4 separate regions of the Homo sapiens genome follow, and regions 1, 2 and 4 are each linked to region 3. Evidence: chromatin contacts called from ENCODE Hi-C or POLR2A ChIA-PET data. All regions are on one chromosome and are shown on one strand. Each heading gives the region's core, a stretch centred on a gene start or an enhancer-like site at or near the end of the contact. The rest is flanking DNA. Distances are from core to core; before and after follow the strand shown. Region 1 holds the start of DYNLT2 (dynein light chain Tctex-type 2). Region 2 holds the start of PHF10 (PHD finger protein 10). Region 3 overlaps WDR27 (WD repeat domain 27). Region 4 overlaps WDR27 (WD repeat domain 27).

Evidence for each region. A loop is a pair of places that touch in the nucleus more often than their neighbours do. ChIA-PET counts read pairs that join two places held with the same protein, here RNA polymerase II (POLR2A). Pooled maps may share reads with other maps.
Region 1: a loop to region 3 is called in a map of CD8-positive, alpha-beta T cell, with 15 times the contacts of the local background. The contact joins the promoter of DYNLT2 here to the enhancer-like site in region 3. A Hi-C loop is called at or near these places in 5 of 168 maps with a recorded cell type or tissue (CD4-positive, alpha-beta memory T cell, CD8-positive, alpha-beta T cell and naive thymus-derived CD4-positive, alpha-beta T cell), 1 of 37 single-sample maps with no recorded cell type and 16 of 50 pooled maps. POLR2A ChIA-PET finds 5 or more read pairs at or near these places in 1 of 52 experiments (CD4-positive, alpha-beta T cell).
Region 2: a loop to region 3 is called in a map of naive thymus-derived CD4-positive, alpha-beta T cell, with 10 times the contacts of the local background. The contact joins the promoter of PHF10 here to the enhancer-like site in region 3. A Hi-C loop is called at or near these places in 4 of 168 maps with a recorded cell type or tissue (CD4-positive, alpha-beta memory T cell, CD8-positive, alpha-beta T cell and naive thymus-derived CD4-positive, alpha-beta T cell), 1 of 37 single-sample maps with no recorded cell type and 15 of 50 pooled maps. POLR2A ChIA-PET finds 5 or more read pairs at or near these places in 5 of 52 experiments (H1, WTC11, endothelial cell of umbilical vein and 2 more).
Region 4: a pooled map shows a loop between it and region 3 (4-fold over the local background). The contact joins two enhancer-like sites. A Hi-C loop is called at or near these places in 1 of 168 maps with a recorded cell type or tissue (IMR-90) and 4 of 50 pooled maps. POLR2A ChIA-PET finds 5 or more read pairs at or near these places in 2 of 52 experiments (OCI-LY7 and activated naive CD8-positive, alpha-beta T cell).

What each region holds. Positions count from the first base shown.
Region 1 is chr6:169,750,203-169,753,674 of GRCh38, forward strand. DYNLT2 (dynein light chain Tctex-type 2) reads right to left here and starts at 1,370. Exons shown (of 4, transcript NM_174910.3): 1 at 1,137-1,370. The coding sequence starts at 1,256. ERMARD (ER membrane associated RNA degradation) reads left to right here and starts at 1,420. Exons shown (of 18, transcript NM_018341.3): 1 at 1,420-1,461. The coding sequence starts at 1,456.
Region 2 is chr6:169,722,858-169,725,927 of GRCh38, forward strand. It overlaps PHF10 (PHD finger protein 10), which reads right to left and starts at 1,643. Exons shown (of 12, transcript NM_018288.4): 1 at 988-1,643. The coding sequence starts at 1,074. It also overlaps a transcript of DYNLT2 not described here. RefSeq lists silencers at 745-1,124, 1,225-1,464, 1,535-1,834 and an enhancer at 1,766-2,308.
Region 3 is chr6:169,653,211-169,656,206 of GRCh38, forward strand. The region is part of intron 13 of WDR27 (WD repeat domain 27); the gene reads right to left. Among named protein-coding and RNA genes, the nearest start is that of WDR27, 47 kb to the right of the region's middle. RefSeq lists enhancers at 1,668-1,717, 2,923-2,996. Within about 2 kb of position 1,506, at least 25 of the 41 ENCODE cell types and tissues checked have a DNase peak (open chromatin) inside an H3K27ac peak, as active enhancers do; they include endothelial cell of umbilical vein, where a contact is called at or near this core.
Region 4 is chr6:169,528,403-169,531,766 of GRCh38, forward strand. All of the region lies in intron 25 of WDR27 (WD repeat domain 27), which reads right to left. Among named protein-coding and RNA genes, the nearest start is that of LINC02519, 140 kb to the left of the region's middle. Within about 2 kb of position 2,074, at least 7 of the 41 ENCODE cell types and tissues checked have a DNase peak (open chromatin) inside an H3K27ac peak, as active enhancers do.

The DNA.
Region 1 (3,472 bases), core at 120-2,619, 97 kb after region 3:
TTTATAAAAGCCACCCTTGTCTGCCTCAATATATAGAAATTTTTCTTTACTGTTGGTGACCTGTTACTCAGACTCATTGCCAAGAAATACAGCATAGTGTTTGGGAGTGTGAAGTTTTAAGTCCAACTGATTTAGGTTTCTAGCCCTGCTCTGCTCTTTTTCTTAGCTGTGTAAACTTGGCCTGTTTGCTTTTCCTCCTTTATTTAGTTCGTTCTTTCCTCTGTAAAATGTAGACACCAGGGAAACAAGAACCTGAAATTTCGCCATTATTTTGAGAATTCTCTTTTTAAGAGTAATCTTAAAATGTTTTAGGGTCTTCAAAAAATTGTTTTGCCTGTCATCTCTATCTTCATCCTATTATAGGTCCACGAAGTAAGTACGAAGAGAAACCAGTATAGGCCAATTGGACCGAGTACTAGCATACAGGTTCTGGTCCCAGCTCTATCATTACAGCTTTGTATCCTTGGGCAAACTAATTTTCTGTTAAAGTATCAATAAAATATAGAGTCTTTAATACATTAACGGTTTTCAAAGCCTAATCATATAGAAATACCTGTTATACCACCAATAAAACTGAATAATGACCCTTTCCATCAATATCAGTAAGTTTTGGACAGGGTATTTTCAACTTAAGTTTTTTTCTCCTGTACATTCTTCAAATATCCAGACTGCTGATGTTTTAAAAACCCAAAACATGGCACTATTCTGCCTGGTTTATCAAATTATTTTTTTAATACAACACACTCATTTTTCGCTAGCAAAACTGCTTATAATGGCACTAAATACACTAACATACTGTGTTTTAGTACAAAGCAATAATACTCAGAGTACTCTCAGGAAATCCGCAAGCTGAGTAAATTTGAAAAGAAGATCTTGTAACCACCCTTCCAATCGACTTATGTAGGGTTCTATGGCCCTAATTAAAAAACAAGAAAACTTTAGCACTCAAGTCCAAAGGGGACTGCCCAACTCAGTCTCAGGCTTCAATTTCGCATCTGGGGAAAAAAGAAACACAAAAGGGAGATGCTGCCTCCTTGGCTCTGGGGGTGGTGACGGGAGCGGGGCCCACTGGGGAGCGATTTCACTTAAACGGTCGGACATAGCCGTCTCGGGCCCCTAGCAGTCTCCGCACTCACTGCCTCCTTCTCGAACATGCTAGGCCTCCTTTCTTTCCTAGGCGTCACCGGAGCCTGCTGAGGGGTCTGGTTCGGGGTCTGGATGGGGCTCGACTTCACGCCTCGGCCTCGCTTCTCCATCTCGCTCTGTTCTCCAAGACGCCCACCGCCTCCCCTTCACCGCCGGCGGTCAAACGCCCTAGCCAGTCCCGCGAGGGCGGAAGTCTCCCACCTGCGCCTCGTACGGTAGGAAGTGCCCGCCAGGGCTCCAAAGCGCCTGGAGGAGGGGCGCGCAGGCGCCTGCGTCATTCACGCGCGCCGCAGCGGGGCACCGGAAGTTATGGAGGTAGGGCGGGTGTAGGGCCCGGTTCGATCCCGAGCTAGGCAGGGAGTCGGCGCCAGGCTGGGTGGTGCTCGGCTACGCGGAGTGGGCGAGCGAGCACGCGCCTGCGGTGGCCGGCGGTCCCGCGCTGGAGGGCGCTGGCGACGTCGCGGCCCTGGCCTCTGTGGCGGTATCGGACGCTCGGCCCTGCAAGACGCCTGGCGGGCCCTGCCGGCCTCCCTGGGCCAGGCTCGGTTTCTCCGTCGCCTCCTGGCCCTGAGCTGGAACGCGGCGGACGGTCAGGGAGGGCTGTGCGCGGTGGCGCGGGGGCGGAAAGCCGCAGGTCGGGCTCTCACCTGACCGTGGCTCGTTCCTAGAAGCGCAGTTTCCTAGTCGCTGCCTGTAGGGTCCACACTCGGACAGTAAATTTGTGTTCATCGCCGGGCGTGGTGGGGCCTGTGGTCCCATCTACTCCGTAGGCTGAGGTGGAAGGATCGCTTTAGCCCAGGAGGTGGAGGCTGCAGTGAGCCGAGATCGCGCCACTGCACCCCTGTCTGGGCGACGGCGAGACCCCGTCTCCAAAATGATGATAACGATAACTACCATTTTTGAGTACTATGTGCTAGATGCTTTTCATGTGTTATCTGATTACTGTAGCCCTACCAGGTGCAGCCTGGCACCGTTTTATTTCACTTAGAACTGAGATTCCGATAAAGTAACTTTTCCAAGGCAAGAGGTAGTCAGAGGCTGAGGAATGATTCAAATTTAAGTCCAGCTCCAAAGCACCGGCCCAGTGTAGTCTGCAGAGTTCCAGCCCCATAGAGCCACATGGAGGATGCGAGTGACAATCGCCAATCAACAAATAGTTGATGTAGATTTCTTTAGTGATGACTTAATTGTTAGGGCCTGCTGGGATTGTTCGAAAACCAGGGCTGAGAGTGGAAAGTGCAACTTCTGGGTGCAGGAGGAGCAAACAGGGCAACTGATAGCAGTTTCCACATTAGGAAGCTGCCCAGAGCTAATTATGACTGTCACAACACAGCCCCCCCTTAACTCAACACACCAAAATAAAGAGCTTCGGTTCCGCTTTAGATCCTGAATTTGACTTCTTTGCAGGTTTATACGATGGTCTTAGTGTCATGTGGGGTAATTGTGAGGATTTCGATTGTATTTAATTCTCCATGGAAAACCAGTACGGTTTGCTACTTTTTACATGGCAGGGAAGGCTAAACTTTACCTCTGCCCATCTTAGTTCGGAGTGACCCCTTTAACAAATGAAAGGATAACAAGAAAAAAGTTTATTCTTGGACAGAGTACACATCACAAGGGATAAACCTTAATGAGAAGTAACTTGAAATGGTGGCTTAGAACTACATTTGTATACCATCTTCAACAAAGAACTGTAGATTTGCAGAGAAGTGACAGGACACAGGAGAGCAGTTTTAGGCTTCAAAGGGCAGGAAATTGGGAAGGTAGATACATATTCGGAAACTAATGGAGTAAGAATTGTTTGCAGATTCCCCTGGTACCTTAACTGGTCTGGTAAGTCTAAAGTTATCCCCAGTAAAGAATTTATATCCTGTCTTTGGGCGGAAGAGGGGGAGGATAGAGAGAGCTTTTCCTTCATTTGCTGCCTCTTGTCTTCAGCTCAAATTTGTTGTTGTTTTTATATCGAAGAGGCATGTTTTGGGATGACATTGTGGTTTTCTTCAACACCGTTTAGGTAGTCAGAGGTACGTGGGGTTCTTTTTCCTTCTTGTTCGTTATACTTGGTTTCTGCTCTCCCATTCCCCATTTAAAAAAATTGCTTATTTTGATAACTCTGGGATAGTGAAGGAATGCTGAGAGCAATAATGCTCTGGTCGTAAAACACATTCAGCTTCCGTGAACTTGTATTTTTTCTTTTTTTTTTTTAAGTGAAAGGCAAGTTTATTAAGAAAGTAAAGGAATAAACAATGGCTACCCCATAGACAGAGCAGTTTGCAAATATTATGATTGATAATTTTAGGTCTTTAAGCCTTTATCATATTTGAGA
Region 2 (3,070 bases), core at 393-2,892, 70 kb after region 3:
CAGGGGGCACTGGCTCAGTGCCCTCCAGGTGCCGGGCCAGACGTCAAATGCTGGAAGTGCAAGGATGTGCATTCAGAGTCTTACAATCTAGTTACTTCCATTGACGACAGCCTTTGAGGAACCTTCAAAATGAGTCTCACAGCACGGTGGACGTGCGCAACGGGAAAAGCTCCCAAGCAGGCGCAGCCCGGCTAGGCTGCTACAGGACGGCTTCCCCTGCCAACGCGCACACGGCACACCGCGCACCGCACGAAGGCTGGCTGGCTCTGCAGCATTCCAGTTCCCACCGCCTTCTAATTTCAATCCAATTTCAAGCTTCCAGGCTTTTAAAACATCATTCCTCCCTTCCAACTTTCTGTCACAAACTGCTAGCCTAACTTTAGAACCAAAACGTTTTGATGCGTGACACTACTGCTCATCTCCATTTTCTCCACAAGCACCAATTTCTTTTCACCTCCTCAAGCAGTAAAAAGTTTTAACAGACTTCCGCTGAAAACATCCGGACGCTTGCGTATTAACTTAGTTATTACAGTAAGTTCACTGAGTGTGTTGATTTTCCATATCGTTCGCCACTCGGTTTTTGCAGTAAGCGTTCAAACACTTCGGCAAACTATGCGCGGAATGAACGCTGAGCGAACGCGCGCTTCTGCAGGCCCCTCCGAGGCCAACTCTCTCGGCCCCGGGCGCGTTCCGTCCCACGGCTGGCCTAGGAGGAGGCGTTTTGGGGACAAGCTTGTCAAGCAGGGCCGGCTGCCAACTTCGGGGAAGCCGCGCCGCGTCCCCCGCCCGCCCGCACTTGTTGCTCGCTAGAGGCCGCGGGCTCACCTCGGGGCCCCGCCTCGCCGACCACCCCCGGTCTCAGGCGCGGCGCCCGGCCTGGGCCCACGCCCCCGAGACGCTGGGCGGCCGCCGGTGGGACTGGGCCCACGCCCCGGCACCCAGGCCCGGGACGGGGTCAGGGTCGGGTCGCACCGGCCGCTTCCTCACCTTCGGGGACTGCGCTCCGGGGGTGGCTGGGTCGCTGTCGCACGGCCGCGGGGACAGCGCAGCCCCGGGCCCGGCCGCCGCCGCCATCAGCCCGAGCGCCCCGCGCCGCCGCCGCCGCCGTCGCCTCCGCCTTGTCCCGGCCGCCGCCGCCGCTGCCGCCGCCGCCGCCGCCGCCGCCGCGCGGGCCCCCCGCCGCCCCGGCCCCGCCCCCTCCGCCCGCCCGCCCGGGGGCCGGCCCCTGCCGCCGCGCGCCCCGCGGCCCGCCAGCGCCGCCGCCACCGCCATGGCCGTCGCCAGCGCGCCGCCCGCGCGGGAGGGCGCCAAAGGCTGGGAGGGCGCGGGGCTGCGGGCCGGAATGGAGGAGGCCCAGCGGCGGCGGCGCTTCTCACGTCAGCCCAACCCGCCCGGCCGCGGCCACCGCCTCAGCACCGTTGCCCCCCACAGCTCCGCCGCTGGCCTCAGCGCCGCCGCGACTCCCTTCAGCCCCGCCACTCGCTCGCCTCAGCCCCGCCGCTCGCTCGCCTCAGCCCCGCGGCCGCCTCAGCCCCGCCGCTCGCCTCAGCCCCGCCGCTCGCCTCAGCCCCGCCGCTCCCCTCAGCCCCGCGGCCGCCTCAGCCCCGCCGCCGCCTGGCTCCCCACGGCCCGGCGTTGTACTCGGCCGCGGCTCCCCCCAGCCCCCGGCGCGCCCCACCTCCCGCCCGCCCTCCGGCCCGCCCCGGCCCGGCACGTCGCCACTTGGCGCGCTCGCAGCCGCCCCCTCCCCGCGGCCCCCGGCCCGGCCCCTCCGCGCGTCACCCTCGTTCCCTCCCTCTCTCCGCGCCCCCGCCGCGCCCCTCCCCGCCCCTCCCGGGGGTCCCCGCCCCGCCCCCTCTCTGCCGGGGGTCGCCCTGCCCGGAGCAGTCGCGCGGAGACTGCGCGGCCTCCGCCTCTACGCGCTCGCGGTCGCCGCTCCTCTCCCGCCTTTGTTCTCGGGTCGCCCCTCTCGCTGGTGGCGCTCCGAGAGAGCAGCGGAGCCACCTGCCCAGGCCACGCTTCCCCGAGCATCCGCAGCTGCACCCGGGGGCTGTCGGCGCCCGCCCCGGAGCGTGCGGGAGGCACAGCGGGAAGAAGTCGCTGAGATTCGGCCCTCGTGGCTTTGCGTGCCCGCGTGGTTGATGCCTCCGCCGAGAACGCGGTCGGCCGGGAGCCGGGGAGGAGCGTGGACGCCGGCCTGGCAGGTACCCCCGCGAGAACGTGGGAGCCGGTGTATTTCAGCTGCATTTATTACTGATCTCGGGCTGCACCAGGGCACTTGTAGGACCGCACTAAAAACAGCGGAAAGTGAGGAGCCAAGCCTGGGTCCGGGGCGGCCCGCCGTACAGCTGGCCTCACGGATTCCACTGCCTGCGCCTGCAGATGACTTGTTCTGGAGAGTAGAGAATGTTCTCGGATTTAAAGTACAATCCGGTTTCCTTTCCATTCATTATAGTTGCCTACACTCAACAAACAAAAGTTGGGAAAGATAAAGGGATTATTCTAGCGCGTCACATTGACAAACACCGACGTTAACACGCTCAGTCCAGCCTGACTCACTTGCCTCAGGTCAGAGAGGTCACCACTGACGACGCCGGGCCCTCAAGCCGATCCTAATCCAGCTTGGTTCTCTCAGCCTCAGCCAGACCATCCGTTCTTGCCTCTGTCCCACCACGTGCAGGTGTAAGCTTCCGCCGCACTTCTTGTCTGAATCTGCCAAGAAGAAACTGCATCTTTCAGCTAAATTCTTTTCACTGATCAGGGTAGAGTTTAGCGGTTTTTTTTTTAAGAAAAAAAACAAAAACAAAAAAAAACTCTTAAGCTATTTGGTACTCCTCTCCCTCCGGGATTCTGTCTCTAGATTGTGAAAGCTGTCAGAGAATGGAGTCAGGGAAAGCCGTGATGGGAAAGTTCTCACTAATAATTGCCTGATATAAAGAATTAGCACAAAAGACTGCCAAAACCACAACCTTGCACAAAGGCCACAAAACTACACAAAAAAATGCTTCAAGGACATTTGCGCAGCAACTGCCTGTCCAACCTTGGACTGGCCATCCCCTTTGTTACTGAT
Region 3 (2,996 bases), core at 256-2,755:
GTATGATTCCAACTATTAGCCATTTTAATTAATATTGGTTAGTCAAGGTTTCCAAAAATTTTTTACTAGAAATGTATATATACATATAAATTCCTTTGTTATTAATTAAGCAAATGGTTCAAAAAGGCTTTTTTACATTGCACAACAATGTGAGGGTATGGAATCCCACTGAACCATACACCTAAAAATGGTTAAAATGGCAAGTTTTATTTTATACATATCTTATAATGAAAAAAGTAAATGAACAGAAAATGTCTTTTACAAGACTACAAAAATCAGTCTTTACCACATAAACAATGTGCAAGACCATATTATTTACCTAATAAACACTTTCAATTCTTCATTAGCATCATTACTACATAGGACTTTTTCAATTTTTTGAGGGTACTGCTATTTAAAAAGTGAATGCTAACTTTCATTATCTGGGTAACACACTGGTTAGGTATTCAGATGGCCTCTCCCACAGAGAAACGCCACAAAAGCCAGAAGAAATATGTGCTTCATTTTGTAAAAAGGGAAAAGAAAATGAGGACAAGATATTGAAACTGAGGTGAGCTGTGGATGGCGGCACCTCCAGCCACACAGGCTGAGGATTTGTGTGGCCTCAGGGAGGTGAGGGCAGAAAGGCCAAGTCCCTGGCCACTATGCGAGCTTCACCTTCTCCGACTAGCCCAGGAAGCCTGTGCCGTGATGGTCTGTACTGGTCCCAGGCTGCTGGCCCTGCAGTCAGAGTGACCTTGACAAGTGGCTTAAAAGGCCGGAAGCTGTGGATTTGTGCACCCAAACCCCTAGAAAGCAACGCAAATCTCCTTTGAGAGAACACAGTGCACTTCATTCAGTTCCAAAAAACAAATACAAAAACAAACAAAACAGAAACAAACAAAAAACTAAAGGCCCACTTCTCTAATGAAAATTGATGCAAAACTCCTCAATAAAATATTAGCAAACCAAATTCAACAACACAACAAAAAGAGTATACATCATGGGATTTATCCCTGACATACAAGGCTGGTTTTATACTCAAAATCAATCATATACCTAATTTAAAATATTACACCAAGCATTCAGGTATAGAAACAGAGAAAGCTCTCCCTAGCTCATTCTGTGGAGCTGGCACACCAAAACCAAACTCAGAAAGTTCCTGAGAAATCAATCACGCAAGAACATGAATCCAAAAGATCCTGTACAAAATAATAGCGAAGAGATAATAAATGCAAATTAGGCTTATGACAGTAAAGCGTATCTGATTAAACACAAGCAATAACCACCTCATGTTTAACCAGGAAAACGCAAACGAAATCATAAGACACCTCTGTATCGTCACTGGTTGCCAGACGGCTCAGGAGGGTCTCCAAAGGCTGGTGAGACCCCACTCCCAGCCGGTTTCCAGGTTCTTGGCACCTTCAGAGCAAGAATTTAGATGCGAAAAGCAGCAGCTTTTGCTGCAAAGCGAAAGCACACGCCTAAGTGAGAAGCCAGGCGAGCTGAGGAGGAGGCGCGCACAGGAGAAGGAGGCGCGCACAGGAGGAGGCGCGCACAGGGTTAGGCGGCGCGCACAGCAGAAGGAGGCGCGTTCAGGAGACGGAGGCGCGCTCAGGAGGAGGAGGGGCGCTCAGAAGGAGGCGGCTCGCTCAGGAGGAGGAGCCCCGTTCAGAAGGAAGCGCGCACAGAGGAGTTTGTGTTCTTTTGCGGGTGTTTCTTTAGTGACAGTGCGGGATCATCATCAGGTATTCTGGGAAAGGAGGGGATTTTTAGGTAACCCCCAACACAGCCTCGTTGTCTCTTACTCGGGTTTTCCCGGGAGAACAGAGGACACATCACGCTGGTGGGTTCGCCTTCTCTCTCCCTCGCTTTGGGTTTTCTGCCGCCCTGTGGTTACTTTGCCACGTTCCTGTCTTCGCTGTTGCCTGGGTTTTCCGTCCTCCTGTGACCACCCAGTGCTATTCTTGTCTCACACTGGGTAAGCAGAAATTCCAGCGTCCAGCGACATGCAGCCATGGCAAGAGCTCCGGGCAGGAGAGGCGGCGTGTGCTGCTGGAGTAACCTCTGGCCAGCCACCTGGGAAGACCCTTGCCATCGTCTGCCATCGACCTGCCATGTGGGGAACCCCGAGCCCAGCAGCTGCCCGCACAGAAGATCAGGGCAGCCCTCCCGGCTCCAGGGTACAGCAGGGTGCTGCAAAGACTGCTCACAACAGCAGCCTGGGACAAGCCAAACGTCTGTTAATACTGAATAAATCGTGGGTACATAAACCGCAGTATATCCAGACAACAGAACGCTGTATAGCAACTGAAGCAAATCTCACAGACACGAAGTGAAAAAGACAAATCAGAAAAGAACGCACTTAAGAAAGAATATTACTCTACATATAAACAGCCCCCAGATTAGACATATGAGAAGATTCATTGTGATGAAAGACTTCTCGGTGCCTCTTTGCCAGCTGGAGACCCCCGAGGCTGGCGATGCCCCTGCCTGGCCTGACAACTGAAGGGTGAGCAGGGCAGAGTTTTTTTTGTTTTTATTTTTTGAGACGGAGTCTCGCCCTGTTGCCCAGGCTAGAGTGCAATGGCACGATCTCAGCTCACTGCAACCTCCACCTCCTGGGTTCAAGCGATTCTCCTGCCTCAGCCTCCTGAGTAGCTGGGACTACAGGCGCCCGCCAACCACGCCCAGCTAATTTTTCTTGTATTTTTAGTAGAGACGGGGTTTCAGCGTGTTAGCCATGATGGTCTCAATCTCCTGACCTCGTGATCCGCCTGCCTCGGCCTCCCAAAGTGCTGCGATTACAGGCGTGAGCCACTGCACCCAGCTGGAGAGTTTTATTGAGTGACAGCTCTCAGCAGAGAGGGGACCCGGAGAGGGCAGCCCCCTACCCTCAGTCAGGTGGTCCCCCAGTGTGGCTGAGTTTGGGGCTTTTATGGACTCAGAATGGGGGAGTGCATGTTGATTGGTTTGTGACTATGCAAAAAAGGTTAAAAAAAAAAGGTACAACTCAA
Region 4 (3,364 bases), core at 824-3,323, 120 kb before region 3:
TGGGTTTTTCAGGCAGGAAGTGAGTGGCTCCATCCATAAGAAGGGGAAGTATAAGTCACTTTCCCTCCTAGGCCCATCCAGCCTGGGCAAACAACTGTGATTTGTGTTAACAAACATCTTTAAAATAATATATACATTCTTTGAGACAGAGTTTTGCTCTGTCACCCAGGCTGGAGTGCAGTGGCACAATCTTGGCTCACTGCAACCTCTGCCTCTCAGGTTCAAGAGATTCTTGTGCCTTGACCTCCCAAATAGCTGGGATTACAGGCATGGGCCAACAGGCCTGGCTAATTTTTATATTTTTAGTAGAGACGGGGTTTCACCATGTTGGCCAGGCAGGTCTCGAACTCCCGGCCTCAAGTGATCCGCCCGCTTCAGCCTCCCAAAGTGTTAGGATTGCAGGTATGAGCCATCACACCTGGCCTAAAATAATTTTTATTGTTTGATGTAGACAAATAGTTTGCTCACAGTCTATTAGAAGATACACATGTTGGCCCAAACTTTTTGGAGAAAATTTGGCAATATGTATCAACAGCTATTAAACAGTGAAGACACTGACTCAGCAGTTACACTCCTAAAAAGTATTAAGAGAAAATACTCACCCTAGTATGAAAATGTGTTCACAGAGATGCTTATCATAGCGTTGTTTATATTTACAACACAAATTGGAAGCTACCTGAATGTACAATAGAACATGAATCAGATAAATTATGGTGCACCCACATAAAAGAATTATATGCAACCATCATAACTAAGGAGGTGAAAAATCAGGCTAAAAAACAGTATTTGCACTAGAATCTCATTTCACTATGTGCGTGTGCATATATGTGTGAATAGACGCATACACACCCACACATTCAGGGAGAGAATGAAGTTTACACGCTAGCACGTTAACGGTGGTGACCTCTGCGGGGGGGGGGGGCAGCTAATGCTAATAAGCTATTGTGTTTTTTCCCTTCGTTTGTTTCCTTTGTTTTGTCTATTTATAGTTTCTATTTTCCAAAATATGTTGTTTCTTTAAAAAGTAAGAAAACGTTTAGAAATAATATTTCTGAAGTTAAAAAATAATTACACCAACATACTATTTTTCTGTATCTGCATCTTACATTTCCCATAAAATAAATGCATATTCTACAAAGACTCTACTAAGAATAGAGGGTTTTTTAAATGGCCAAACTGCACTCATTAAATCAGAGTTATGCTTCACTTTTTAATTCAACTCTAGCTTGTCTTTCAGTAAATAACTGAAATAAACATATTTTGGACAGGCTCATTCAAATGGACCACCATTTAAAATATCTATTAGAATACTATAAGCACAAATCCTTCAAAATTTGCATAAGCTTTTAAATTGTGGGGTTTTATATGTAGAAAATTACATTGTATCTTTTCCCTTGGTATTATTTAGTTGTTTACTTTAAGGCTATTTATCCTTGAATGAAAAAAAAAATAGTTGCCATGTTTTTGTAATTCACAAACTTCAATAGCACTGTGCCATAACTAGAAATAATAGAATTAGATGTGTAATAGGAATCCTATGTGTTGAGTATAACTAAAATGCTGCAACCTATTTAAAGATTAATTTTTCAAGTTGGGTTTATAAATCATTTACAAAGAAATTGAGCAGAACTAAAATTACAGTCCAACTGTCACATTCCTGCGATGTGACCGCAGTGTGCTCGGGCTGGAAGCCACAGCAATGAGTGTTTGCAGAGCCGAAAGCTCTGCCAGACCATCAGGAACAAATATCTTCCACTGGCCAGATACTGGATCAACAACCATTAAATATAATACGAACCATCTTCCATGGCCATAGCTCAAAAGCTATGAACACAAACAGTTGCAAATATGTCACTGGAAACTCAGGCACCCTCACACTGATTGGTCCATGCACTGCACAAATTGCCTCCATTCTAGCTCAAGAGAAACCCCCATGACCTTTCAAAACAGAGATGAAAACAAGTCCTCAGTGACTAATTTTAGAGACCTGCCTTTTCTCTTGTCCCTCCTTTGATAAGTTTCTTGTTCTACGTATCAACATTTACAAATGCTGCTCTGTTTTCCACAAGCTGCACACACTAGGGCCTCCCCACCTCTGCTCCTCAGTATGCATGACTGTGTACATTTTAGGAGGGGATGTAAATGGCCTCAACTGTATGAAAGCATGACACAACCTTTGGGATGATTCTGTGGTTTCACTGGCTCACCCACGTTACATAGGAGACTGCAACGCATGGAGGTGGCCGATGTTTATGGCTGGTATAACGCAGCACCGCCCAGCAGCAGCTCAGCCTTCTTGAGGCCGGTGCCTCTCCACCCTCCCTCACTCACAGAACATCGAACCTCTCCATTCTGTAAACTCAATGAAAATAATGCATCCATAACAAAGGCTCAATTCTAAATTTACCAGGAGGCATAGGTCTAAATTCTGTGATTAGAGGTTACATTTCTAAGAATCACTGTAAACCTTCCTAACATTCATGCATGCACGTCTCATGTCTGAGATGCAGCCACATCCTTCCTCATGTTAAAAAGCTGATGTCTGGTCTGATCTCAGCCTCCCACACATAGCAGTGGCTTTGTATCAAATTCTACCCTTTCTGCCACAGCACCTAGCACTGCCTGACATGTTGTCTGTGTTTTTCACTAGATTAAGGTCCATGAAAACAGAATCTTGGCCAGCCCTGTTCACCTGTTTTCATGGCACTCATTAAATATGTGTTGAATGAATGGATATATGGATTACATTTTGTACATAAAAATGTACCTTCTTGACATTAGCATTTCAATAAGTGAATTGATGCTGGTTTTCTTTTCTTAGGTCCAGAGTTAGGAAGCAAGGAAGTTTTCTAGAATTAAGAATGACATTGAATCTTCATTTTTTTTCTACTGGAGTTCATTCGTGTTGATTCCTTCCTTAAACCAGTAAAGATTACTGCCTTTCAAAACCAAAGACAATTATATCTTAATCCCGTGGACATTGGGGAGCAAACACTGCTTCCAATCCATCTGAGGAACAGAAACATTTGGATAAGAGAAAGACAATTCAGTAGTAACTTGTCAAATACTTCCTGGCAGAGAGCAGATGGGCAGCAGACTCCTGCAGAATAGAGCTTGTTTCCCAGAAGCACCCCAGCATCCAGCTCGCTGAGTGTTACCTGCTCTACTCATGGTCTCATGGTCTGCAATCGACATGAAATCACAGCAGGTGCACAGGGCAGGTGAGGAGAATTCTGCAACATTAAACAGTTTGTTTTTTTTTTTTTTTTGAAATGGAGTGTCACTTTTTTGCCCAGGCTGGAGTGCAGTGGTGCGATCTCAGCTCACTGCAACCTCCACCTTCTGGTTTCAAGCGATTTTCCTG